Linked DNA regions of Homo sapiens: region 1 is linked to region 2. Evidence: chromatin loops called from intact Hi-C (ENCODE). Cell type or tissue: Caco-2. All regions are shown on one strand. Links, peaks and the distances in the headings refer to the core of each region. The heading gives the core; the rest is flanking DNA.

The links. Peaks named below come from ENCODE experiments on the same cell type or tissue, not always from the same donor. Only the 100,000 strongest peaks of a DNase experiment are listed, where the experiment ranks them.
Region 1: it touches region 2 in a loop (4-fold over the local background); 3 of 110 quality-filtered maps call a loop at or near these places.

Annotation. Positions count from the first base shown.
Region 1 is chr11:85,774,029-85,786,993 of GRCh38, forward strand. All of the region lies in intron 1 of SYTL2 (synaptotagmin like 2), which reads right to left. Among named protein-coding and RNA genes, the nearest start is that of SYTL2, 31 kb to the right of the region's middle. In Caco-2, for the core only: no CTCF peak of the experiment used is centred there; DNase peaks (open chromatin) are centred at 5,976, 6,423 and 7,808.
Region 2 is chr11:85,688,389-85,701,353 of GRCh38, forward strand. SYTL2 (synaptotagmin like 2) reads right to left here. Exons shown (of 20, transcript NM_206927.4): 17 at 12,127-12,205; 18 at 9,591-9,690; 19 at 7,795-8,000; 20 at 5,841-6,952. The coding sequence ends at 6,807. Among named protein-coding and RNA genes, the nearest start is that of CCDC89, 8.7 kb to the left of the region's middle. In Caco-2, for the core only: a CTCF peak has its summit at 6,192 (motif pointing right); no DNase peak of the experiment used is centred there.

The DNA.
Region 1 (12,965 bases), core at 1,995-9,994, 85 kb after region 2:
ATCTCAAGCCCTGGAAATTCAGATGAAAGCCAGCAAGAAAGAATGTGATATTACACAGAAAACCAAAAAGCCTTGTTCACTACTAATAACATTAAAAGTTATGTGCATATATTATAGAAAATAAAAAACTAAATTAATGCAATTAATTGGTAGGACTTGAATTTTATTGAAGAATTAGAGAAGGAACTGACATTTAATCTTTCTCCAATACCTTTTTTAATCTTTACACACATTTTCTCTACACCATAAGGCAAACCAGCAAAGTAGGCACCATCACCCGCATTTTATCAATGAGGAAACTGAAGTTCATGGATCTTAAGGGACTTCATTAAATTCAAATTGCTTCCAAGTAACACAGTTGGGATTTGAACTCAGGTCTACCTAGCTCCAAAGTTCTGACATAACAGGAAGAGCAGCAGTAAAGGTGGAAGAAAAGGCCAGGTACACAGTGCCCTGCAAAGGAACCCCAAGAGGCAAACAGGAGCTGGGGTTTCCCTCAAACCCCTACACACCCCAAATACCGAGCTTTGCAAGATAGAATGTTGTTAAACTTGATGTGAAATGAGACCAGTTAAAAAGGAATTTTTATTTTTTACGTGATCCCAATTTAGAAGCTTATATAAATAAACTCAAAGTGTGGAGAGCAAGCAGGAAGTATGAGGTTATAGCATCAGCAAATCTATTTCTCCTATACCCTCATGAACAACAAAAATCCTTGCACTGATCTGGACAAGAGCTTTATAGTATTAATCAAACCTTAAACCCTTCCAAAGGCAGGCACAAATGATCATTAGTACTTCATTAATTAGGGTCAGCCTGTGCCCTGCCTAGAGCAGTTGAAGATCTGGGTTCTGGTCTTCGCTCTGCTACTGAAAACTGAAACTCTTTGTTTCACTCACCTCTCTGGGTGACTTCACCTGTAAAATGAGGCATTTGGACTCTGATCTCTCAGGTGCCTTCCTGTTTTTTTTTTTCTCATGGACATAAAATCAAATGACAAAATGAATGCCAACACCATCACCAAGCTAGCTTAGGGAGAAAGAGATGAATAGGCAGACTACTGGAGAAAAATGTCACCCTGCTGCCCAGTGCAAAGCCTTTTTAGAAACTAAACACTTTTCATAAGACATCACTACAGTGAAGGAGAGAATAATTAGGAAAATAGGGTATAAAACCTAACAAAAGTCTTTCTTTTCTTCTTTCTGTCCCTCCCTCCCTCCTTCCTGAATGACAGTATCCTCTGTTTGGGATTAAGCTAGGCACAATGGGTACAACTATTAAGTCCTAAGACCTGGTTCCTGTTGTGAAGAACATATTGGCCCACAGCAATAATAATAGCTCCCATTTGTACAATGTTGGGGGTTTACACTGTACTGTAGCACACGTACTCTTCACAACCCTTCTTGGGAGGTAGGTAGAGCGGATAGGAATAAGTATCTTCATAATCCCCCATTTATTTATTTATTTATTTAGAGACAGAGTCCCACTCTATCATCCAGGCTAGAGTACAGTGGCGCTATCTCGGCACACTCCAGCCTCCACCTCCTGGGTTCAAGTGATTCTCCTGCCCCAGCGTCCAGAGCAGCTGGAATTACATGCATGTGCGACCACGCCTGGCTAATTTTTGTATTTTTACTAAGACGGGTTTCACCATGTTGACCAGGCTGATCTTGAACTCCTGACCTCAAGTAATCTGCCCGCCTCAGCCTCCCAAAGTGCTAGGATTACGGGTATAAACCACCATGCCCAGCCCACCCTTTTATTGATATGAAAACTGAGGTTCAGCAAGGTCAAGTGGCTTAGCCAAGATCACACAGGTGTTAAGTGACAGAGCTGAGAACACATTTGTAAAGGAAGAGAAGAACTAAAAGCAATGGGTGCTATGGTTTGGATGTTTATCCCTCCAAATCTCATATTGAAATTTAATCCCAATGATGGAGGTACGGCCTAATGGCAGGTGTTTTGGTGATGGGGGTAGATCCCTCACAAATAGATTAATACTCTCCTTCAGAAGATGAGTGAGTCCTCACTCTATTAGTTCCCTTGAGAGCTGATTGTTTTAAAAAGAGCTACCCAGTTCTCTCACCCTTTGCTTCCTCTCTTGCCAAGTGATCTCTGCACAGCTGGCTCCCCTTCTGCCTTCCTCTAGGAGTGGAAGCAGCTGAAGGTCCTCACCAGATATAGATGCCCAATCTTGAACTTCCCAGCCATCAGAATCATGAGCCAAATAAACCTTTTATTATTATTAAGTTCTGGATTACATGTGCAGAACATGCAGTTTTGTTACATAGGTATACACATGCCATGGTTTGCTGCACCCATCAACCCGTCATCTACATTAGGTATTTCTCCTAATGTTATCCCTCCCCTAGCCTCCCACCGCGCAACAGGCCCCGGTGTGTTATGTTCCCCTCCCTGTGTCCATCTGTTCTCATTGTTCAACTCTCATTTATGAGTGAGAACGTGTGGTGTTTGATTTTCTGATCTTGTGATAGTTTGCTGAGAATGATGGTTTCCAGCTTCATCCATGTCCCTGCAAAGGACATGAACTCATCCCTTTTTTGTGGCTGCATAGTATCCATGCTGTATATGTGCCACATTTTCTTAATCCAGTCTATCACTGATGGACATTTGGGCTGGTTCCAAGTCTTTGCTATTGTGAATAGTGATGCAATAAACATGCGTGTGCATGTGTCTTTATTGTAGAATGACTTATAATCCTTTGGGTATATGCCCAGTAATGGGATTGCTGGGTCAAATGATATTTCTAGTTCTAGATCCTTGAGGAATCACCACAAACCTTTTTTAAAAAATAAATTACCCAGCTTCGGGTATTTCTTTATAGCAACACAAAATGGAGTAAGACAATGGGGTGTATTTAAGTGTCAGCTCTGTGGTTAGAGGGGTAGTGAAGAGATCAGGGCAAAAACCAGGGTGAGGTAAGACTTAACCTGAGCTTTGGACAGGGGGAAAGATTCAGACAAGTCACATGCCAACTCACTGAATTCAATGCAGAAGACAGCATAGTACAGCTTTGGAGAGGGTGGAGTACAGGAAAACAAAAGGACATCTATTTTCCTACATACACAAAAGAGCATTGTCTTTCATTGAAGAAGTGGACATTCTTTAGTCACCTCAGTAATTAGCATGTGTATGCTCTGAGTATTTTTCTTGGTAGCAGAAATGGGTGGCCCCAAGCCCTACTTTTCCCTTGGCAGTAACAGTAAGTATCAGGAAGAGGGCTAACATGGGGTTAAGAACATGTAATCTGTACCACTGAGTGAAGGTGAAAACAACTAATCTTGGCACTCTTGACCATTACCAAAAGTGTCTGAGCTAATTGGCCTTTTAGTCAAGGTATTCCTCTCTGCAGGTGTGACTTATCACATGCCTGTACAGCAAGCCTACCTTCCCAGACTGCATTCATTGCTACCAACACTCAAGAATGTAATTAATGAGCACCCTGAACCTGCTTCTGAGGCACGAAGGGAGAGGAGGGGAATGGCTAGAAAAGATTTCAAGGTGAAGATAAAGCATCAAAATTATAGAAGGGATTATAAAACAGGCCCAGGCTCTGTACACTAAAAGAATGGGATTTAATCCCCCCCCAACCCACACCCCCTGCCAAAAAAAAGAAAAAGAAAAAAAACTACCAAAAAACAGGAATTGGGACTCTGGAATCAGGTAGAGGTCCTTAACAGAGTAGGCTTCAGACACAAGAAGAGTAAAACTTAGGTCATAGGAATCCTAAGGTTTCACTTACCAGAATTACAGGTCTTACTTCTTTTTTTTTTTTTTTTTTTTTTTTTGAGACCGAGTTTTGCTCTTGTTGCCCAGGCTGGAGTGCAATGGCATAATCTCGGCTCACTGCAACCTCTGACTCCCTATTCAAGTGATTCTCCTGCCTCAGCCTCCCGAGTAGATGGGACTACAGGTGCCCACCACCATGCAGGCTACTTTTTGTATTTTTAGTGAAGATGGGGTTTCACCACGTTGGCCAGGCTGGTCTCCAACGCCTGACCTCAGGTGATCTGCCCGCCTCGGCCTCCCAAACTGCTGGGATTACAGGCAGGAACCATCATGCCCGGCCGGTCTTCTTACTAGTGAGACTTTAGTCAACCTGCAGATTCCAATTTATTTTCATCAAGTAACACTTCAAACAATTTCACCAAGGGTTCTGAGATGAAATTCACAGGTGTAATTCATACAATGTAGGTTATGATAAGATTAAACAATCCTCCCTCACCCTTACCCCATCCCCTCACCCCCCAAAGCAATTAGCAAGCAGTGGGGATGGGGTAGAGCCCAGGACTATTTGATAGTGTTACCCAGGAGTGGTTTTGGAGTTTGGACTCGAAGCTGAAAGTGACTTTCTACCAAAGAGAATTTAAACCGTCTTTTCCATCACAACAGTACCCGGTACTAATTGCAGAGTGAATGCAGTGACCAAAGAGAAGCAGAGCTCCCAAGTTAGAAAGCAGAACCAGTTCTAGCATCTTTTCAGCCATTCTGGCATCTTGAGCAACTCAACAGAAGGCAGCAAGACCTGTAGACATGCACCACTGAAGTCTTGAAGACTTATCCTTGAGCAAGTGCCTAACAATGTCTAAGCTTAGTGAAGAGGAGTAGCATAGACACATGCATGCACTATCTATTTAAAATAAGGCTGGGCGTGCAGTGGCTCACACTTGTAATCCCAGCACTTTGGGAGGCTGAGTCAGGCGGATCACTTAAGCTCACAAGTTTGAGACCAGCCTGGGCCACGTGGCAAAACCCTATCTCTACAGAAAATACAAAAATTAGCTAGGTGTAGTGGTGCATGCCAAGTAGTCCCAGCTACTTGAGAGGCTGAGGTGGGAGAATGGCTTGAGACTGGGAGGCAGAGGTTGCGGTGAGAGGAGATTGCCCCACTGCACTCAAGCCTGGGTGATAGAGCCAGACCTTGTCTCAAGAAACAAATACATGAATAAAATAAAAACAAAATATAGAATCTATATATTCTGTAGTGTACTATACTATATATATTATATAACATATACATCTATATACATAAAAACTACTATACATTTAGTTCTCAGTCATTTGCAACCAATTTATGAAATCGTGAAAACCTCTTGACCTATTATTACATAGAAAATTAGGCTCGGTGGCTGCTAAGTGATGATAAAACCAGGATCCTCATCCCCAGGTAGTAAAATAAGGCATCCCTTTGCCATAGAAGAGTGTTCTAACAAGGGTATTTTGGTTCAGATGTGGTTGTTTATTGGGAGGGGGACAGCAGGATTACATGTGAAGTTATTGCTATTGCTATTATTTCTATGAAGAGCCACCAGTCTGGAACACTTACACGGGCTATCTCCCCAAATCCTCAGTCCAACACTGTAAGGAAAGTGTCATTATCATTCCTATTTCACAAAAGAGGAACTGGGTTCAGAGAAGCAGAATAATTTCACCTCCATATGTGCTCTTAATTACTATGTTGTGTATAGATATGTGTATATATGGATATATTATAGATATAAGTTACTATCTACAAACTGACATAATGGAATTTCAAATGTTCATTTCAAAAGCTATAAACATATGGAACAGATAAAACTCATCAAGTGTTTTTTTTTTTCCCTAGCAGAAGTAGGACTTAAAAAAGGTCACACTATCATGGAAAACTGAAAATATTTAGGTAAAACAATCTTCAGTTTCAGAAGAAGAAAAACAGTCATTTTATAAATTTTTAATCAACAAAGATCAATCAGTAAATACTTCCTAAGGACATACTGTGTGAGAAGACTTGTTAGGTACATCTCACTGAAGAGAGGGGCCATGATTTTAGAAAACTGGTGTGTACTAGAGAAAGAACACTGTCCAGGGATTAGGCAAGGTCAACTTTGCTCCCAGCTCAGTCTCTCTCTCTTGCTATGTGATGCTGGGCAAGTCACTTAACCTTCTGAAGCTTCTATCTCCTCATCTGCAAAGTGAGGGAACTAAAAAGGATGATCTCTCACATAGACTCCTTCTGACGATAAAATGCTGTGACTCACACTGGTGAAAGAAGACAATTCAGGCCACAGCAGAATTTGTCTACAATGAACTATGGCCCTATACCTCTTATTGCATTTCAAAGCCCAGAGTAAAACCATCCCAAAGTCTGTAGTCAAGCAAGCAACAGTCATTCTTTCAATAGTGCTTATGCTCATCTAAAGAGTAGGATAATTTTCCACCAAATGAAATGTCTCTCTGTGATATTGTGAAATATCTTTGTTCTCTTTTCCTGGTACATAGCTCCTAAAACCCTTGGAATCTCTGGAGTGATAAGAGTGTCTTTTGTATGCTAAGGTGATAACTGGTGGCTGGCAGCCACTAGGTAGCTTCAGAATGGGGGCTGGTCACAATAAAGACTAAAGCATGATTAAACTTTTCAGTCCAAAGCCCCAGTCTCTGGGGAGAAGAGAGGTCCCTGCCAGCACAAAGGTTAAGCTAATCACTGTGTCCATTGGTTTAATCAGTCACGCCTATGTAACGAAGCTGCCATAAAATCCCAAAGGGATTGGGTTTGAAGAGCTTCTTGTTAGCTGAACACATGGAAGCTCCATGCCCCTTCTCCCATACTTTGCCCTATGCATTTCTTCTATCTGGCTGTTCATCCATATCCTTTGCAATATCCTTTATAATAAACTGGTAAATACAAGTAAAGTTTTTCTCTGAGTTCTGTAACATTCTAGTGAATTAGTCAAACCCAAAAAAAGGAGTAGTGAGAAATCCAATTTACAGTCAGTCAATCAGAAATATAGGTGACAACCTATTACTTGCGATTGGCATCTGAATTAGGGACAGTCTTGTGGGACTGGGCCCTCAGCCTGTGAGATCTGATGCTATCTTCAGTTAGGCAATGTCAGAATTGAATTGAATTAGAGGATACCCAGCTGGTGTTTGCTGTAGAACTGATTGCTTGCTTGGTATGTGTGGGGAAAACCCCTGCACATCTGGGGTACAGAAGTGTTCTGCGCTGTGGTGAGTAGAGAATAGGAAGAACACTGCAGTAGTCCATTCCAATGCTGCTAATGAAGACATACCTAAGACTGGGTAATTTATAAAGGAAAGAGGTTTAATTGACTCAAAGTTCAGCATGGCTGGGGAGGCCTCAGGAAACTTACAATCATGACAGAAGGGGAAGCAAACACATCCTTCTTCACATGGTAGCAGCAAGGAGAAGTGCTAAGCAAAAGGGGAAAAAGCCCCTTATAAAACCATCAGATCTTGTAAGAACTGACTCACTGTCACTAGAACAGCGGCATGGGGGTAATCACCCCCATGATTCAATTACCTCCCACCAAGTCCCTCCCACAGCACACAGGGATTATGAGAACTACAATTCAAGATGAGATTAGGGTGGGGACACAGCCAAACCATATCATTCTGCCCTGGCCCCTCCAAAATCTCATGTCCTCACATTTCAAAACCAGTTATGCCCTCCCAACAGTCCCACAAATTCTTAACTCATTTCAGCATTAACTCAGAAGCCCACAGTTCAAAGACTCATCTGAGACAAACCAAGTCCCTTATACTTATGAGCCTGTAAAATCAAAAGGAAGTTAATTACTTCCTGGATACAATGAGGGTACAGGCATTGGGTAAATACACCCATTCTAAATGGGAAAAGTTGGCAGAAATGAAGGGGCAACAGGCCCCAGGCAAGTCCAAAATCCAGTAGGGCAGTCAAATCTTAAAGCTCCAAAATGATCTCCTTTGAGATCTCCATGTCTCATATCTAGGTCATGCTGATGCAAAAGGTTGGCTCCCACAGCCTTGCGCAACTCCACCCCTGTGGCTTTGTAGGATACAGCACCCCCTCCCAACTGCTTTCACAGGCTGGCATTGAGTGTCTACAGCTTTTCCAGGCACACAGTGCAAGTGTTGGTGGATCTACCATTCTGGGGTCTGGAGGATAGTAGCCCTCTTCTCACAGCTCCACTAGGCAGTGCCCCAGTGGGGACTGGGTGTGGGGTCTCCAACCCCACAGTTCCCTTCTGCACTGCCCTAGCAGAGGTTCTCCATGAGAGTCCCACCCCTGCAGAAAACTTCTGCCTAGACATCAGGCATTTCCACACATCCTCTGAAATCTAGGTGGACGTTCCCAAACGTCAATTCTTGACTTCTGTGCACTGGTAGGCTCAAAACCATGTGGAAGCTGCCAAGGCTTGGGGCTTACAACCTCTGAAGTAACAACTTGAGCTGTACCTTGGTCTCTTTAAGCCATGGCTGGAGTAGCTGGGATGGAGGGCACCAACAAGTCCTAGAGGCTGCACACAGCAGGGGGGCCCTGGACCCAGCCCAGGAAACCATTTTCCCTTCCTAGGCCTCCAGACCTGTGATGGGTGGGGGGGCTGCTGTGAAGGTCTCTGACATGCCCTGGAGACATTTTCCCCATTGTCTTGCTGATTAACATTTGGTTCCTCATTACTTATGCAAATGTATGCAGCCAGCTTGAATTTCTCTCCAGAAAATGGTTTTTTCTTTTCTGTCACACAGTCAGGCTGCAAATTCTCCAAACTTTTATGCTCTGCTTCTTTTTTAAACGTAAGTTCCAATTCCAAACCATATCTTTGTGAATACATAAAACTGAATGCTTTTAACAGCATTCAGGTCACATCTTGAACACTTTACCGCTTAGAAATTTCTTCTTACAGATATCCTAATCATCTCTCTCAAGTTCAAAGTTTCATCTCTCTCTAGTTCAAATCTCTAAGACAGGGGCAAAATGCCACCAGTCTCTTTACCAAAGCATGATGAGCTTTGCTCCAGTTCCCAACAAGTTCTTCATCTCCATCTGAGACCACCTCAATCTGGACTTCGTTGTCCACATCAATATCAGCATTTTGGTCAAAACCATTCAACAAGTCTCTAGGAAGTTCCAAACTTTCTCACATTTTCCTTTCTTCTTCAGAGCCCTCCAAACTGTTCCAACCTCTGTCTGTTACACAGTTCCAAAGCCGCTTCCACATTTTTGGATATCTTTACAGCAGCAACCCACTCCCAGTACCAAATCACTGTATTAGTCCATTCTTATGCTGCTAATAAAGACATACCCGAGACTGGGTAACTTATAAAGGAAAAAGGTTTAATGGACTTACAGTTCCATGTGGCTGGGGAGGCCTCGGGAAACTTACGATCATGACAGAAGGGGAAGCAAACATGTCCTTTTTTACATGGTGGCAGCAAGGAGAAGTGCCAAGCAAAAGGGGGAAAGCCCCTTATAAAGCCATCAGATCTCGTGAGAACTCACTCACTATCACTAGAATAGCAGCATAGAGGTAACCACCCCCATGATTCAATTACCTCCCATCAAGTCCCTCCCACAACAGGTGGGGATTATGGGAACTACAATTCAAGATGATATTTCGGTGGGGACATAGCCAAACCATATAAAACACTTTGATTTTTATATATAGAACTCTGGTTCTTCATATATCCTAACACCCTTGTTCTTGATGGTATATAGCAAACTAGGCAAAAATAGTTAATATTAGTTAATAAAAACAATAAGACTATCAAAGTCTTACATAACAGAATATTCTAGGCACGGTTTTAAGTACCTTACATATATTAACTCATTAATTTCTCACAGCAACATGAAGTAAGCATTCTACAGATAAGAAAACAGGTTTAGAGAGGCCAAGTAACTGCTCATTACTCAGTTAACTGCTAGTAATGGCAGCACAACTCCAGCCAGATTGTCCAATTCCAGTGTCCATGCTCTGTGCTTCCACCCCATGCTGCCTTCTTGGACAGAAGTGTCACAAAGCACAGAATCATTCTCCAGGTGGCTTGGGTTGTACATTTTTCAGTCCTTGGCTCTTCTTGCTCCTTTCTCTATGATCCCTGCACACTCTGTGGCCTGGCTCATTTTCTGATCTCTGGCTCAGATTCTGGCCACAGATTTCCTCAGACTGGACTTCCCCAGGCAGCCCAGGAAGAGGAGGTCTTTACCTATCTGATGGGCATTACTTGGCCACAACAACCACGTGCCATGTGCCCATGGCAGGCTTCCTAGTATGACCCAGAACAGAGTCCTGAAATCAACCTTCACAAGGTAACTGGAAATTCATCTTTCTTAAACCTGGCAGAACCCTCACCTTTCTAGAGACCCTGACAGAGGAGAAAAGCAGCATTTCCCCCAGGAAAGACATTCAGTGAATTCAGCTGAGACTATGCTTTGCAATATTTAATGACAGAGACGGTGCAATGCAATGGTTTGAAAACAGAGCTTTCTAGGCTATGAACCACTAACGCCTCAAATTCCTTCTGCTGTATTCTCCCATTAGGAAACCAAAGCCACCAAAATAGAAAAAAAAAAAATTATGGTAAACCTCATTAATGTCTTGCAAAAAAGAATAAGTAAAATAACAGAGATGTGAAGAAAAAAAATCCCATCTAAAGATATGATATTCTCTGTCTTACTGGTTTTCTTCCTTCCATCTTAGATAGAAGAGAAGAAGAAAAACAAGTGGAAGTAAACATCAAAGGAGATCAAGGAGAATAGTAAGGCTGAATTGCTTTACTTCAAATTCAGGGTCCATAATTATATTATTCTCTAACATAATGGCTTTCAAATGCCACTACTATTTAGGCTGAGATACAAGGGAAATAAATGATATCATCATGCAGCTTAACTTTATTACATGTTCGTTTTATTAAATCTATGCACATTAGAAGCATAGGAAATTGCCAGCCTTTAACATTCACACACACGCAAAGAATTATACAAAAAATACATCATCTTGAATCCTGGTCTTCAATTTCTTTCCACAATTCCACAGAGCTGGTAAGGGGTAAAGAAAAAAAAATGTTCCTATCATTGAGATTTATAAACTGATTTCTTTCATCCTCGGAATCACTAGTTACTCACACCACAGCCTGTGGCTGCCGGCAGCAACACATCAGCACTTGCATGTATTTAATGCGGTATCTTCTTATTTGGGTATTATTTCTCATTAAACCAATCAGAAGAGGCTTCAAGGTAGAGAGGGAGAAGTGGGAGGTGAGAAAGGGGAAATTTGAGCCAAGAGAAATGCCACACCCATTCCACATGGAAACCACAACCATGTATGGTCGCTGAGTGAAAAGGACTTGAGTGCCCAGCTAAGAGCTGGAAGGCAAAACACCAATGAGGTCCCCTCTGTGGAATTCAGTCTTTCACCTCAGGATAAAGGTTTTTGTAATTCTCAACAAAACTAAAATGAAAAGACATTAACTAAATACCAAAATGGATAGGACAGAGTTTCAGGATGAGCTCAAGCAAGCAACACAGCTGGACCCAGGACAGCCAGAAATGAACCCCCGTCAGGTACGGAAAACAGAAGGAAAAGTGGGATTTTGCCTTTTCCCTTAACTATTATTCAGAAAGTGTTTACTATCTTCCTAAAAGTAAAAATCCTTGTCTAACAGTTTTATAAAAAGAAAAACAGATCTTAAAACAATTGTTGCAGAAACTTCTTCCATTTCTGTTTCTAAAATAATTCAAAACACTAATTTTTAAGATTTTTAATGAGAATTTGAATCATCATGAAATCTTACAGAAAATATGAGTTGGCTCAGGAGAATTAAAGAAGGTATACTCCCCAAGTTTTAACTCTCAAGGTCAATCAGAGTCCGCAGGAGCTTAAATGAGGCTCATGGTCTGGACTGGCTGTTTTCCTCCAAAGAAGCTACATATTAAGATGTATGAAGCCTGAGAGTCAACAGATTTTCACTCATCTATTTCTCAGTAGAATGTAAGTAGCACAATGCCTAGCTCAAAAAATACCTGTTGAATGAGTGCTAAATGAAAGAATAAAATATTCCCAAGGAAGGAATGACAGTGACTTCCACTTCACGCTCTGCCTAAGGTTAGACCTGACTATGTTACATAATACTATGTTTAAAAAAGTCCTGTTCATTCCAGCTTTATTTGTAATAGCCAAAAATTAGAAATAACCCCAGTGCTCTTCAACAGGTGAATGGTTAAACAAACTCTGGTACATCCATACCGTGGGATACTACTAAGCAACAAAAAGGAAAAACTCTTGATAGACACAACTTGGATGAATCTCAAGGGAATTGTGCTAAATATAAAAAGGCCAATCCTAAAAGGCCACTACTGCATGGTTCTGTTTATATGACACTCTTGAAATGGCAAAATTATAGAAATGAAGAACAGATTAGTGGTTGATAGGGGTTAGGGATGGGGGCTGTGGAGGCTGTAGGGAGGTGGGTGTGATTATCAAAGAACAAATGGAAAGAATCTGTGGTGGTGTAACTGGTCAGTATCTGGCCAGTGATGGTTGACACATGTGATAAAATTGTATACAACTTAATACACACAGGCCCATATGCACACACACATTAGTAAACTGGAAAAAGTCTATGCCAATATCTGAGTTGTGATATACTATAGTTGTACAAAATGTTACCATAGGGGAAACTGGGTAAAGGGTACACGGATCTCTGCACTATTTCTTACAGCCTCATGTGATCTACAATTGTCTCAAAATAAAAAGATTAATTTAAAAACATTCTGAAGCGACCTCTCCTCTGCTACCATCAGCACTACCAGTTTGAGAGTGTGTGTATGTGTGTGCATGGCAGGTCGAGAGAGGGGGCATCAACACATAAAACTTAACCACCTCCACAGAGCTCTCTATGGGGAGTTTAGAGGCATCTCTAACTTCCTTTAAACTTCCAATGCACCAATTGTTTTTCACACAACCTAAATTTTGCTCTTATATTAAAAACAAATATTTCAGGACTCTTATCTCCATATCTGGGATAAAAGGTCATGAAGTAAGCATTCTTACTTACCATGAGAGCCCATGTTTTATACCTGTTTGATACCCTCTCAGTGCCTAGCACAATGCTCAACCCAGAGTAGAGCCTGAATAAAAGTGCTTTTAATAAATGGATAAGCAAATGAATGGATGGATGAACTTTCT
Region 2 (12,965 bases), core at 2,646-10,645:
AGGCACTCTCTTAAACTGTTGGTGAAAGTCAGTTGACAGTAGGTACTGAGAAATTAAGATATTTTTATGGCTTCCGAACTAGTAATTCTTCTGCGGAGATCTTTGCTTAGGAAATAATCTGAAAGAAAACATTTTGCTCAAAACTTTTCATTGTAGTGTGGTTTGTAACAACTAAAAGTTGGAAACCCAAGTTTTCAAAAAAAAAAGGGAATGGTTACAAAAATTATGATATATTCATACAAAAAATATTGTACAGCCACTAGAACTTATTACATTTATAGGTAATTTTTAATAGCATGGAAAAGTCTTATGTTAGAAATACAACTGAAAAAGGCAAAATACAAAACTTAAAATTCAGATGATTTCAATCCTGTGAAAATTAAGGGTAGGGAAAAGAGTTGACTATTCTTGTGGTCACAGTTTCTGGTGATCAGATTTACTATCTCCCAAGTCATGATGATAAGGAAAAACCCTGGGTGTCATTATAGATATGAGATGAATTTTTAAATGCTTCAGATTTCACTGGGAGCGAAACAAATCTGAAAGAAGAGTTTCAGGTTCTTCCCTCACTGTCAAAGATCAAGGTCTCATGTTTCAAATCCTGAATTTCTTGTCTATATATGGAAACCAAGATTGAAGACTGGGGAAATTTCCTAAGCTGAAATTTTAACAACTACATAAACAGTAGGATATTGAAGTTTTGTGAAAGTGAATTCCAAAGACTTTAAAAATGTGAATTAAACTTATTTGTAATTTTCCCACATTTCTCTTGTCCTTTTCCTTAAATTTCAAGCTTCATATGCGTAAATGGAGTTCGTCTAGTTATTTTCAAGGCAAATGACTAGAAAATTAGAATGGTCCTCTTAAATAAAAGGGTCTTACAAACATTGAAAATTTTATTTGTTGATTATATGGTTGTCTGATATCATAAAGTGAATTCACAAAATATATTTCCTGAAAGGAGGAAAAGAATTCAGAAAAATACGGAAAAAAGATACATACACATTTGTTTTTTTACCAGTCAGGGTCTCTGTTGCCCAAGCTGGAGTGCAGTAGTGTCATCATAGCTCACTGCAGTCTTGAATTCCTGGGCTCAAGCAATCTTCCTGCCTCAGCCTCCCAAGCAGCTAGGACTACAGGCATGTACCACCATGTTCAGCTAAATTTTCCACATTTGAAAAAGCTTATATTTCTTTTTTGCAAATATATTTTAATACACATTTCTATTAAATTTATATTTACATTATTTAAAATAACACACATCTATAGATTACTTATCAAGACCAAGAATCTGATAAGATCCTAATCAATATTCATTCATTTATTCAGTAAACATTTGCAAGGTTATTTGCAATGCTAGGTGCTAAGAATATATTAATAAAATAAATACGATCACTGTCCTCAAATAACTTAGTTTAGTAATCACTTTGGTTCCTTTCTGCCGTGGTTGTCTTCTTTGCTCAATCATTTTTTTTCTAGCTCCCCTCCTAAAAGTATCCCATATATTCCCTTCCCAGAGATCCAAGGTGACCAATTCTCTCCCTTGTGGTGATCAATGAGTCGTCTCCACTTATCTTTAAGTCTTTCCATGCCTCCCTCCCTTTTAAAGCTACCATTTACAGAGCTCTTCTAGGTAGTGGGCATTTATTTGTACATCTCTCACTTAATTCTAATGATATTCTTGAAGGGTAGGCATTATTATCCACATTTTATCAATTACAGGTAACAAAGACACCAAGGTTGAGAGAGGTTAAGCAAATTATGCCACCCAGAGAATAAGTGATAGAGCGAGAATTCAAATCTAGATCTTTTTGATACCAAAGCCCATGATCTTAGATCACATTTCATTTGTCCATTTGATCATTCATTCATTCATCTCACATAGACTGAGAAACTATTATATCCAAGAATGAAGTCCCAACTCTCAGGATGATTACAGTTTAGTGATAGACACAGATAAATGGATAACAATAATTCAGTGTGAACACTGCTAAAGTAATCATAGATAAATTAGACATCACTCTTTTCAAAGATACAGTGGTAAACACTGGGTGTTACTGAAGGCACAAAGAAGGGATACAAAACCAGTCTTGGATGGAAGGGGCATATTAGTCAAGATTGTTTTAATAGAAACCCAATTCAATTTAGCTAAGCAAGTGGAAATATATTGGCTCACAGAAAGTGCACAGCGGGAGCTCATAGAGTCAAAGCAGGAGAGGCAGGAACTAGGTAGAACCTCAAGAACCAAAACTGCAGATGCAAAGCCACACACAAGGACTCTTTATTTCTCCATCTATTTCTCATTTCTATTGTAGACAGGGTGGATGTGTGATTTTCTCCAGCCACAGTTTGCACCAAGGACAGGGTAGTTCCACTGAATTTATGTGGGGATGGGAACTGTAATAGTGCTGGTGAGTGGGTATTCAATGGAAAAAAAAGAAAGCAAAAATTTTGAGGCTAGTGGCAAGAGAGTGGTTGACTGGATAGAGGAGTGATAGTGGGAGGTGACTGATAGGGGTTTGAGGGATGGTGTCCACAATGACTTTTAAAAATAATATTACAGAATAATGAACTGAAAGCTGAGAGCATAGGAGATTTTGGTCAGAGTGGGATGTTTACATTTAATGCTTCAAAGGTGGAACTTCTCAGTTACAAGGAAGTTCATGGATTTGTGTGGCTGAAAAGGAACAGAGGTTAAGGATATTCAAATTGAGGAGGTCAAGGAACTAAGAAGCCAGGGTGTCTGATGAACATTCATATGCTGTGGAGCCAGGGGCCAGGGTCATCAATGAATGAGTTGAGAAGGATGGTAGAGGACAAGAATGAGTGGAAGGAATAATCATAATAGCAAACATTTACAGAATGCTATCTGTCAAAAGTGAGCACTATATTGATTCATTTATTTTCACCTATAGAGTAGGCACAATGTCGCCCCTTTCTTTCTTTCTTTCTTTCTTTTTTTCTTTTACAGATGAGACACAAAGAAGTTAGATAACTTGTCCAAGGTCACACAGCTACTAAGTGGTTTAACTGAGATTCAAATCCAAGCTACCTGTTTCTGGAGGTCACTTAACCATTACACTGTACTCCCTTCCTGATACAACTGGACAACACACATCCTTAGAAACATTTACAGGAAAAGAGAGGAGCAATGATCTGAAATCTGATCCCATATCCTGATTGAGGTACTGGGTGTGAGAGTGAGCTTTCTTTTTGTAAGGCTGAAGGAGAACCAGTTCTTTTGGAAAAAGCCAGCCAAAGAAATAGAGGGAATATATTGTCTGTGATTGAATCAAGTATGTGGGGACTTTTTTTTTTATAAAACAAACTAGTGAATAAGCCTGGGAGAGAGTGAAGATGAGAGTAGATGAGAGACCAATCCCAAAGCAGAATGGGAATGAAAGTACAGTGGTAAGAGATATTTGGGGCTTTTTACTTGTATAGTGAGTATGGATGCCAGGGATCTGCAAAGATGTCTAAGCAAGTTCCCTGGAAAATACAGCTGAGGAGAAGGGTGGTAGGCATCTCTCTGAAAGAAGCTAGCCTAGCCTAACAGTAACCATGCTTTGGGTGGACTGCTGGACCATGTGAGAAGTCCATGGAGTTCCCAGGATCCTCACCACCCACTTAGAAGCTAGAGTAGTCAGGGTAAATGGAAGAATTTAGGCCTCTCTGAAAAGAGTCAGCAGTGACCCTTAGAAATTTTACTTCTTTTTAAAAATAATGGTATTTTGAAATATTTTCACTTGAGGTAGAAACAAATTGCATGTATACCTAGCTCTTGATTTCACCAGTGTCTATATAACATCCCATTCTTCTAATAATGAACCATTTTCCTTTGGCCACAGGGTGGGCACATTACCCAGGCTAGGTGAATCATATTACACCATCCACAGTGAATGGTCCAATAGGTGGGCATATGACACAGACCTGGCCAGTTTCCACCATAGGTCTCTCAAGCTGAACCTAGGAAAGAGAAGTGCTTTAGCTGAGAGGTTGTGATGTTGAACCTGGCTGAGGTGCTATTTCTCACTCCCTGAAGAAAAGAGACCACATCTGAGTCTCTAGTTCCAGCCTGCAAGTCCCCAAAATAACCTAGGTTCCCGCAGTACTTCTTTACTCTGTGAGCTAACCCAGTATATTTCCAATAAATCCTCCTTTTTGGCTTATTACCAGTTGGGCTTCTGAAAAAAAAAAGCCCTAAAATATGCAGTTCAAGGAATGCCTCTAGCTTAGAAAAATGTACTTTGAAGTTTTAGGAGGGTCTTTGCCTAAAAGTTACACTGACTCAAAAGCATGTCAACCTGAGTTCACTAAAGAATTCAAGTTGCCTACATTTTTTTAAAGAGACAGGATCTCCTTCTGTCTCCCAGGCTGGAGTGCAGTGGCACAATCAAAACTCACTGCAGCCTCAAACTCCTAGGCTCAAGCAATTCTCCCACCTCAGCCTCCCAAGTAGCTAGGATTACAGGCACACACCACCATGCCCAGCTAATTTTTTTAGTTTTTCTAGAGATGGGATCTTGCTATGCTTCCCAGGCTGGTCTTGAACTTCTGGCCTCAATCAATGCTCTTGCCTCAGCCTCCCAAAGTGTTGGAATTACAAGCATGAGCCACCACACCCAGCCGTGCTTACATTTTATAAAGCATGAAGCTCACACTTAGCCTTCCTTTTGAACCAGGGAAGATTAAATTTATGATTTATATTTTTTTTTCATGTGAAACCTCTCCTTGGACTTCTTGAGGCAGTCAGAAGTGCTGTGGATAGATGCAAAGAAGGTGGGGGGTTCTATTTCCCACTTTGGTGTTTTGAAGATGAGGGATCGGGGGATAGGATGAGACAGGCAGTCCTGGTCCTAGATGGGGAGATAATGGAGCCAATCTCATTATTGCTCCAGAGCTGGCTGGATGCTGGTTTTACAGGTAACTGAAAGAAAGCCTGAGGAAGTAGCTTGTACTATGATCTGGCACAAGCCAGAACAGGGTTTGTGCTTCTACCGCTGTGCTCTAGAAGCGTGACTCTAATTAGCTCATTTTGCCCTTCCTTAAGGTCAGAGCGGGAATGATAAATAGAGCTAGACTAAGCACTCTAATAAAAAACCTGGGTTGGGAGGCCGAGGCAGGCAGATCGCAAGGTCAGGAATTCTCGAGACCAGCCTGGCCAACGTGGTAAAACCCCATCTCTACTAAAAATACAAAAATTGGCCGGGCATGGTGGTGGGCACCTGTAATCCCAGCTACTCAGGAGGCTGAGGCAGGAGAACTGCTTGAACCCGGGAAGCAGAGGTTGCAGTGAGCCGAGATCACGCCAGCGCACTCCGGCCTAGGTGACCAAGCGACACTCCATCTCAAAAAAAAAAAAAAAAAGACCTGAGGAGACAATGGAAAGGGCATTGACCTAGATTAGTCACTCTTATTGACAAGTGGGTAGAACGTTCTAGTATCTGTTCAGGAAGAACAGGCAAGCATTCTAGTTGTTTTCAATGACATTTATGAGATGCTTGTTGTAAGATCCCATGTTCGCCTGTCACTCAGGCTTTCTTGAACCTACATTAAATCAGTGCTTGTTTTCAGAAAATTAAGCTGGTTGGGTCCTAAGGGAGAGTAATGTGCTTCATATACTAAAATCATCCCCAAAGCATTTTAACTACTTAAAAAAAAATAAAAATCCTTGAGATCTGCTATGTCCTTTAAAACAAAATAAATAAAAATAAAAATCCTACTCTTAATAACATAGCCAAAGTTGCCCACTTAGGGGAGATGATGCCCAGAATTGCAGTGAAGACTGCAGAAACATTAGCCCAGAAGAAGTTCATTAGCCTTGTTAGGAAATTTAGATGTTTAGAATTCCTAAAATATTTTATTTAAAATGAGAAGTCACGCTAATTTTCTAATACAATTTAAATCAAATGATAATTTATTCTAAGGGTTTTTACAAAATACGAAAATTTTACATACATAAGAAGAACAGTATAACTGAGCAACTTACATTCTAATTAAAACTTTGTTGCAAAACATGTTTGTGACTACTCTTATGCTGCTTTCATATAGTAAAGTTATAAGAAAAACAATCATATATATGCAGGGTTTTAAAAAAATAAACTCATAAAAATACAGGCTTGAGACCTATTTTAGAATTAAGTCAAAACAAGCCAACAACTGAATTGTACCTATGGCCAGTGGGTGGCACTAAAATACATTTGAGGCTTGTTTTAACTGTTTGTTTTCTCAAGGCAGAAAAACACCAGTAGTTTCAGTCTCATTGCCCTAATATGGAATTCCATATTTTATTAGAGATTACAGAGTAAATAGTTTCTTAAGGTCCATTTTTTTTTTTATCATCACTGATGTCTGTCTCCATTCCCTGCTCCACTTTGAGTATCTTTCTGCGACTTTTTCCCACAACCTACAAAGGTCCTGCAAGGGTACCAGACCCTCTTAACTGTGGCACAGAATTGTGGTGTGAAACACATGATGGCAAACAAGAACATTTTGCTTCTTAACAATACCCCATGTTTAATGCTCTGGGGCAGCTTTTTCTTTGAAGCAGCAGCAGAAATTCAATTTTCCTAGCTTGTTCAAATATCTTATTTAATATTAGAGTCACAAATTACACATTTTGTTATATTTAAATCCCTTGGGCCTTGTAATCAAAGAAGCACATGCAGATTGACTTTTACATGCTGTGTAGTATTCCTTAGGTGCAATAGATAGAAAGTGAGGATATTTGTCCACCTACTCAGATTTTCAAGATCAGATTCCACCGGTTTAGTAGTTTTCAGTGGAGGAGCCAGTGGAATTTGGGCTCATTTGGAAATCTTGGCAATCAAAAGCATTCTGAGAGGCAGTGTTGCTTCAATCCAAGTATTGGGGGAGTTTACCATCTTCTCCCAGAGAGCAACTTCCTCTGAAGTAGAGTCCATCCAGTCCACTTCAGTCCCATAACTTTTACCTGAAAAAAGGAAGCTTTGCATTTAGAAAGAAACAGCTCATTGGGGGTAGGGGAAAGAGGGAAAGTTATTCCCTAATTATAACCACCAGTGGAAGCTAGGAGGAGCTTTCTTCACTGGGAGGGCAGATGTGAGACTCAACATAAGGAAGAACTGTTCAATTGTCTGAGTGACTTCATGTTTGTAATCATTACCATAATTCCTAGAGCAATGATTTTTCTTCAAGTTAATGTAAAGGCCAGATGAAAATTCATCAGGGAATAAGGGAGTTGGGAGGACTCCTGCACTGGGTTGGAGATGACACTAGATAATCTCTAGGTTAGTGTGACTAAGGCTTTAGTGTCTAACAGACTCAATTTTGAATCTTGGCTCTGCCACTTTGTAGCTATGTTACTTACTTTCTTGGACTATCAGTTCCTTTGGGGTAACATTAGTAACTACCTCATAGACTTGTGAGGATTCAATGAAATAATGTAAATGAAGCATTTAATACAGTGACTGGTGCTCCAAAAATGTTATTGTTATTACTCAAAGCATATATTTAGCCTTGAAGGACCATAAATGTTTTTGCAGGGCAGACTAGTGATGAAGGCTTTTCTGTCCCTGCCACTGCCACAATAACTTAAACTCTATATGCAGAGACACTTCACCCTGTTAATCCTCATATCTGGAGCCCTTGGCATACAACCTGACATTTCTTTACTCATTTATTTCACTATACTTAAGAGATATCTGTTTTCAGGATATCTCGGTTTTCACTGGGAAGAAGCAAAGCAACAAACAAACCTCTAGTATCTCTAGAAAAATTTGGCTCATGGAGAATTAAAAATGTAGCAAACAGTACCTGTTCCAAAGCCAATACGAAGACCTCCCAAAAATTGGTTGGTTAATTTGTAATGGTCCCAGACAGTAAGCTCTACACAGGCTTCCATCAGATCTTCAGGCCTGAACCCATCATACACCATAGTGTGGTTGAAGATAGGGTTGGTGGTTTTCCCTACAGCTCTTGTCTTCTGGCGACTTTTCCTACTTGTATCTGGAAGGATGGTACTACAAAAAGAGGCATGATTGTGGGAGCATTTTAGTAAGATAGTGAACATTCATGCTTTCAATACATAACAACACAGCTATTAAAGATTGACAATGGAGGAAAAGATGTGGAGAGATAGTGGTGGTGGTGGTTTGGCAGACAGTGGGGTAGGGGGTAGGAACACATCATGCTGAAAAGACTCTGGACCTAGAGTCAGCTATACTTGGTTTGAATCCTGACTCTGCTACCTCCTGGGTATGCATTTTAGGGAAAGTTACTCAACCTTACGGACACTTGCTTCTTCATCTATAAAATGGGAATGGTGATGCTGATTTCATAAGGCTAAAATTAGAATTAAATAACATATGCAAAACACTTAGCTCCATGCCTGCATTTAGTAAGTGCTTAATATGCTAGTAATCATTTGAGGATTCCTTTAAAATTTGCAAGCACAGGCTATCCTGATTAGCTGTGATAGCCTAAGACATTTGTGTTATACAGAATAGAAAAAGAAGAGAAACCTCTCCAAATTGCTAGATTTGACTTTGGAAATAAATTATGTAATTTTTTTTTTACAATCACTTACATTTCATTTATGATAACAATTAAATGAACTTTAACCTACCATGCCTCTTGTAAGTGGCAATATAAGACAATACAAGTGGCAACACAAGGCAAGAAGGTCTGTGAATGGTCTCAGAATGTGACTGACTGACTTGGTCTTAGAATGAGGCTGACTTGAGCCAAAAAAATCTTACCAGCTGACATCTATAAAGATAATGTGTAGGGAAAATCATAAATAATATCATCTATGCTACTTAGATATATGTCACATATATATTTATTTATTTAATAGAGAAGGGGTTTGGCTATGTTGACCAGGCTGGTCTTGAACTCCTGGGCTCCAGTGATCCGTCCGCCTTGGCCTCCCAAAGTGCTGGAATTATAGGCGTGAGACACCTCGCTGTACCAGATATATGTCACATATATTTAAAAAGCTACAGTTGGTCTTCTGGTAGACTATATATAAATAAAATTAGAGAAACTAGGAGAGCATACTAATATCTGTTTAGTTATTATTTACTAGATGCCAGTCACTTTATATGTATAACAGAGAGAAGAGTTTGCCACTTAAAAACCCAAACTGTCTCAAGCTCTTAGTAAGGGTTGATTAGCAAATCATTTTCCAAATATCTGCAGTCTCATACAATGACCGTTTGCAAATAGGCCACAAAACAGGTGGGACAAAGGAGAGAAGGAATTCTCCCTGCTCCATAAAGGAGTCAAGGGGTGTGACATCTTACCATTAGAAATTTAATAAACTCTTTTGAACTGATTATTGCCCTCACCAACAGATGTTTTCCCTAGAACACATTACACATTGAGTATGAGGTCTCTAGTTTCATTTGACCTCTTACTTTATGATTTTAAAGCCAAATGAAGCCTTGAGAGTTCATGATATAGATTCCTCCAATTCATGTCTCCATTATCCCAAGTAAATTCATTTAAATTATGAATGATGAGTCAGTATTACAGATATAGAGAACCGAAACTAACCAGCAAAGACCAGGCTACAGAACTGTTGCAGACAGAGTCATCAATACTATTACCATTTAACAAAAGAATTTAGATGACTTCCCCTTAGCAGTGGTAGATCAAGGCATTCCTTCACCCAGATGTGCACTTCTCCAGTTGTAGGAAGCTTTTTACCTACAATAGAAAAAGAAGAGAAAATTTTCACTGCCAGTTCTCCCTTGGCAATACTGCGTCCAAAGATGTCAGCCTAAAAATGTTCTGGCATGGAGATACTAGCTAGTATTTGATGATATCATCTGAACTGATTAAATCTATACAGTCTTAACTAAGTCTTCATAATCTGGTTTTACTGAACTCGATAGCTCTATAAAAATAATTCATATTGGCTTTAAGTACCAAGTATTACATCATTAGCACATCATTCATTTGGGGTTTTGCTTGATTCAACAAAATCAAACACCAGGAATGTGAATCATCCATTTACAGTTATATTCAAAACATTTCAATGAAATGCATATACCTTGCAAACATTAATACCAGTATCAGTTGGTGCTAGTGGAAGACATTTAAAACATATTTGGGTATAAAGTAACCAAAACAGGTATTGGCTAAGGTATAGTCATTTTTAAGAGTAGTTATACTTTTTTTTTTGAGACAGGGTCTCACTCTGTCACCCAGGTTGGAGTTCAGTGGCACAATCATGGCTCACTGCAGCCTCAACCTCCTGGGCTCAAGTGATCCTCCTACCTCAGCCCTCCCAGAGGAGCTGCAACTACAGGCATGTGCCACCACACTTGGCTAATTTTTAAATTTTTGTAGAGACAGAGTTTCGTCATGTTGCCCAGGCTTGTCTTGAACTCTTAAGCTCAAGGGATCCACCAGCCTCAGCCTCCTAAAGTGTTGGGATTACAGGCGTGAGCCACCACCCCCAGTCAAGAGTGGTTAAACATTTTATAGGGATACTGTATGTACATACGTAATAGTTAATATTATGGGCAGATAGTTACTAAGAAGTTGGCTTAGTCTGAAATTGTTGTCTAGGCTGGGTTCATACGAACAGAGGAATGCCACCAGATTTTTCTGAATGGGTTAGCTCAATCAGTCAACCAAACAGTACTTAGTGAGGATCTATCATAAGCTCATCTCTATGCTATGCTAGGAACATCATTAGATATACAGAGAATACATGAAATAATCTATGCCCTTGGGAAATGTTTATAGTTATGTTGGAGAGAATAATTCAAATAAAATGATAAAAATGTAATATACAGTGAAACTCCAAGTTATTACTGTAATGTTCTAGAAGATGATATGATCAGTGAGATCTAATATAGTTAGGGAAAGCTTTATGGAGGAGATGGGGCTTCATCTAAGACTTTGGTAGGTTGAGGAGAAGAGGAAGCCATTTCAAAGAAGAAAAACTACGTGGACAAAAATTCAGACATGGTGGCACCCATCACAACACACAATACCCCTGCCCTCTACTACCAAGTGATAGAAGGAAAAAGGGAAATGGGATTTCTATGAATGTTGACTTTAAATGATAGGATACAAATTATATGCAAAAGAATCTACCTTTTAGGAAAATCCAGAAGTTCAAAGGTGGCAGTCTGACAGCAATCCAGCCTGAAAATATGCTTTACTTGCCCTCTAATTCTTTCTTTTTTGGGGGGCGGGGGGCGGTATAAACTACATCAGAATGCTTTTCTTTAGTTCAGTCACTATCCTCACCATCAATTATTTCTTCCATCTCACTAGCTTCACTGCCTGGTTACTGAAAGCATTTGAGTTTACAACCTCTGATTTCAGCCATAACATTCATACAGATTCTTAAAGAGACTAACTTGGGGAACTTGCTTGGGAAATGGAGCAAGGAGCTGGCTGGCATTCATTTCCTGCTAGTCTCTTGCTCCTTAACTGGGCTGAAGACCTGACAAGGAGGCAATTAATAATCTTGAGGGAAAAGCTTTATCTCTTAATGAGACCCTGAGAGTGGAGGGTGAATGAGCTTTAAGTTCTCTGGAGTCCTCTTAATTCCCACCTGTGAAAAAGAACACTCAGGTTCTATTCTTATAGCACTATCAATAAGTCCAAATTCCAAACACAGGAATACACAAATTCTGAATACAGGCCATTCACATTGTGCAGATACAAATTTTTGGAGAGTGAGGTGAAACCTAATGACTATAAACTAAACTAAAAAAAAAAATGAGAACTTTCTTATAGAAACAGAAAGTAAAATGATGATTACCAGAAGCTGGTAGTAGAGGAAAAGGAAATTGTTGGTTAATAGATAAACAGGTTCAGATTTGCAAGATGAAAAGGTTCTGGAGATCTGTTTCCCAACAGTGTGAATATACTTAGCACTACTAAGCTGTACAGTTAAAAATGGTGAAGATGGTAGATTTTATGTTTTCTTTTTTTTTTTTTTTTGCCACAATAACAAAAAAAGAATTTTCTTATTTACAACTGTGAATAGACTCATTTGGTCTATACGTTACTAACTTGATAAGTTTCTTTAGGGCCTCACCTTTGAAAACGCATAGTAAATACTGTGAGAAGGGAGGGATAAGGAAAGGACATAAATCTGAATAGAAAGTCATTACATACCAGGGACTGGCTCTGGGACATACTGGAGAGCTAGTTTCATTTCACCTCTGTTTTCTGCTTCAAGGGCAACTGGTGCTGTCTGAAAAGTGAAGAAATGTCAGCAGGTGGGAGACAAACTTTTCATCCTGTTTGTTGGTATAGGTCTCATTACAGAACCATATCTGTCCCATTTCTGGGACCATGTGTCACTCATGAGTGCTCTGGATTAAAATTTCTCTCTGCATCAGAACTAGACTGTTGCCTTAATACCTGGGAAAACTAGGTTGTATATCTTGAAAAATCTTGCAGGATACCCAGAAAATATTTCAAGGCCTTTAGTCTCAAAGATGGTGAAGAAACCAGAATGGCTTTCTTGGAGATGGGAGAGGTTTCTTTGAATGCTTTAATTTTGATCAAAACACAAATATTTTGTTAGCTATTCAGCCAGCATATAAAACAATTTATTTGTATTCCCTTTATTTGAAGGAGTATGAGATAGTGTGTGAAAGTAAGGGGGGAAAGGCCATATCTTACATTTTCAAAGCTGCACTAATCTGATTATTTTAGGCCAAATGCATAGAAGTCTGTAAGTATAACAAAGACTGAACAATAATTTTTTAAACTTCTATCTGTTATTTTCAAGTACACGTTGAATATTCCTTATCTGAAATGCTTGGGATCAGAAAAGTTTCAGATTTCGGATTTGTTTTTTGAAATTCGTAATATTTGCATATACGTAATGAGATATCTTAGGGATGGGACCCAAGTCTAAACACAAAATTCATTTATGTTTCATATACATCTTCTACACATAGCCTGAAGGTAATTTTATATAACATTTTTAATAACTTTATGCAACC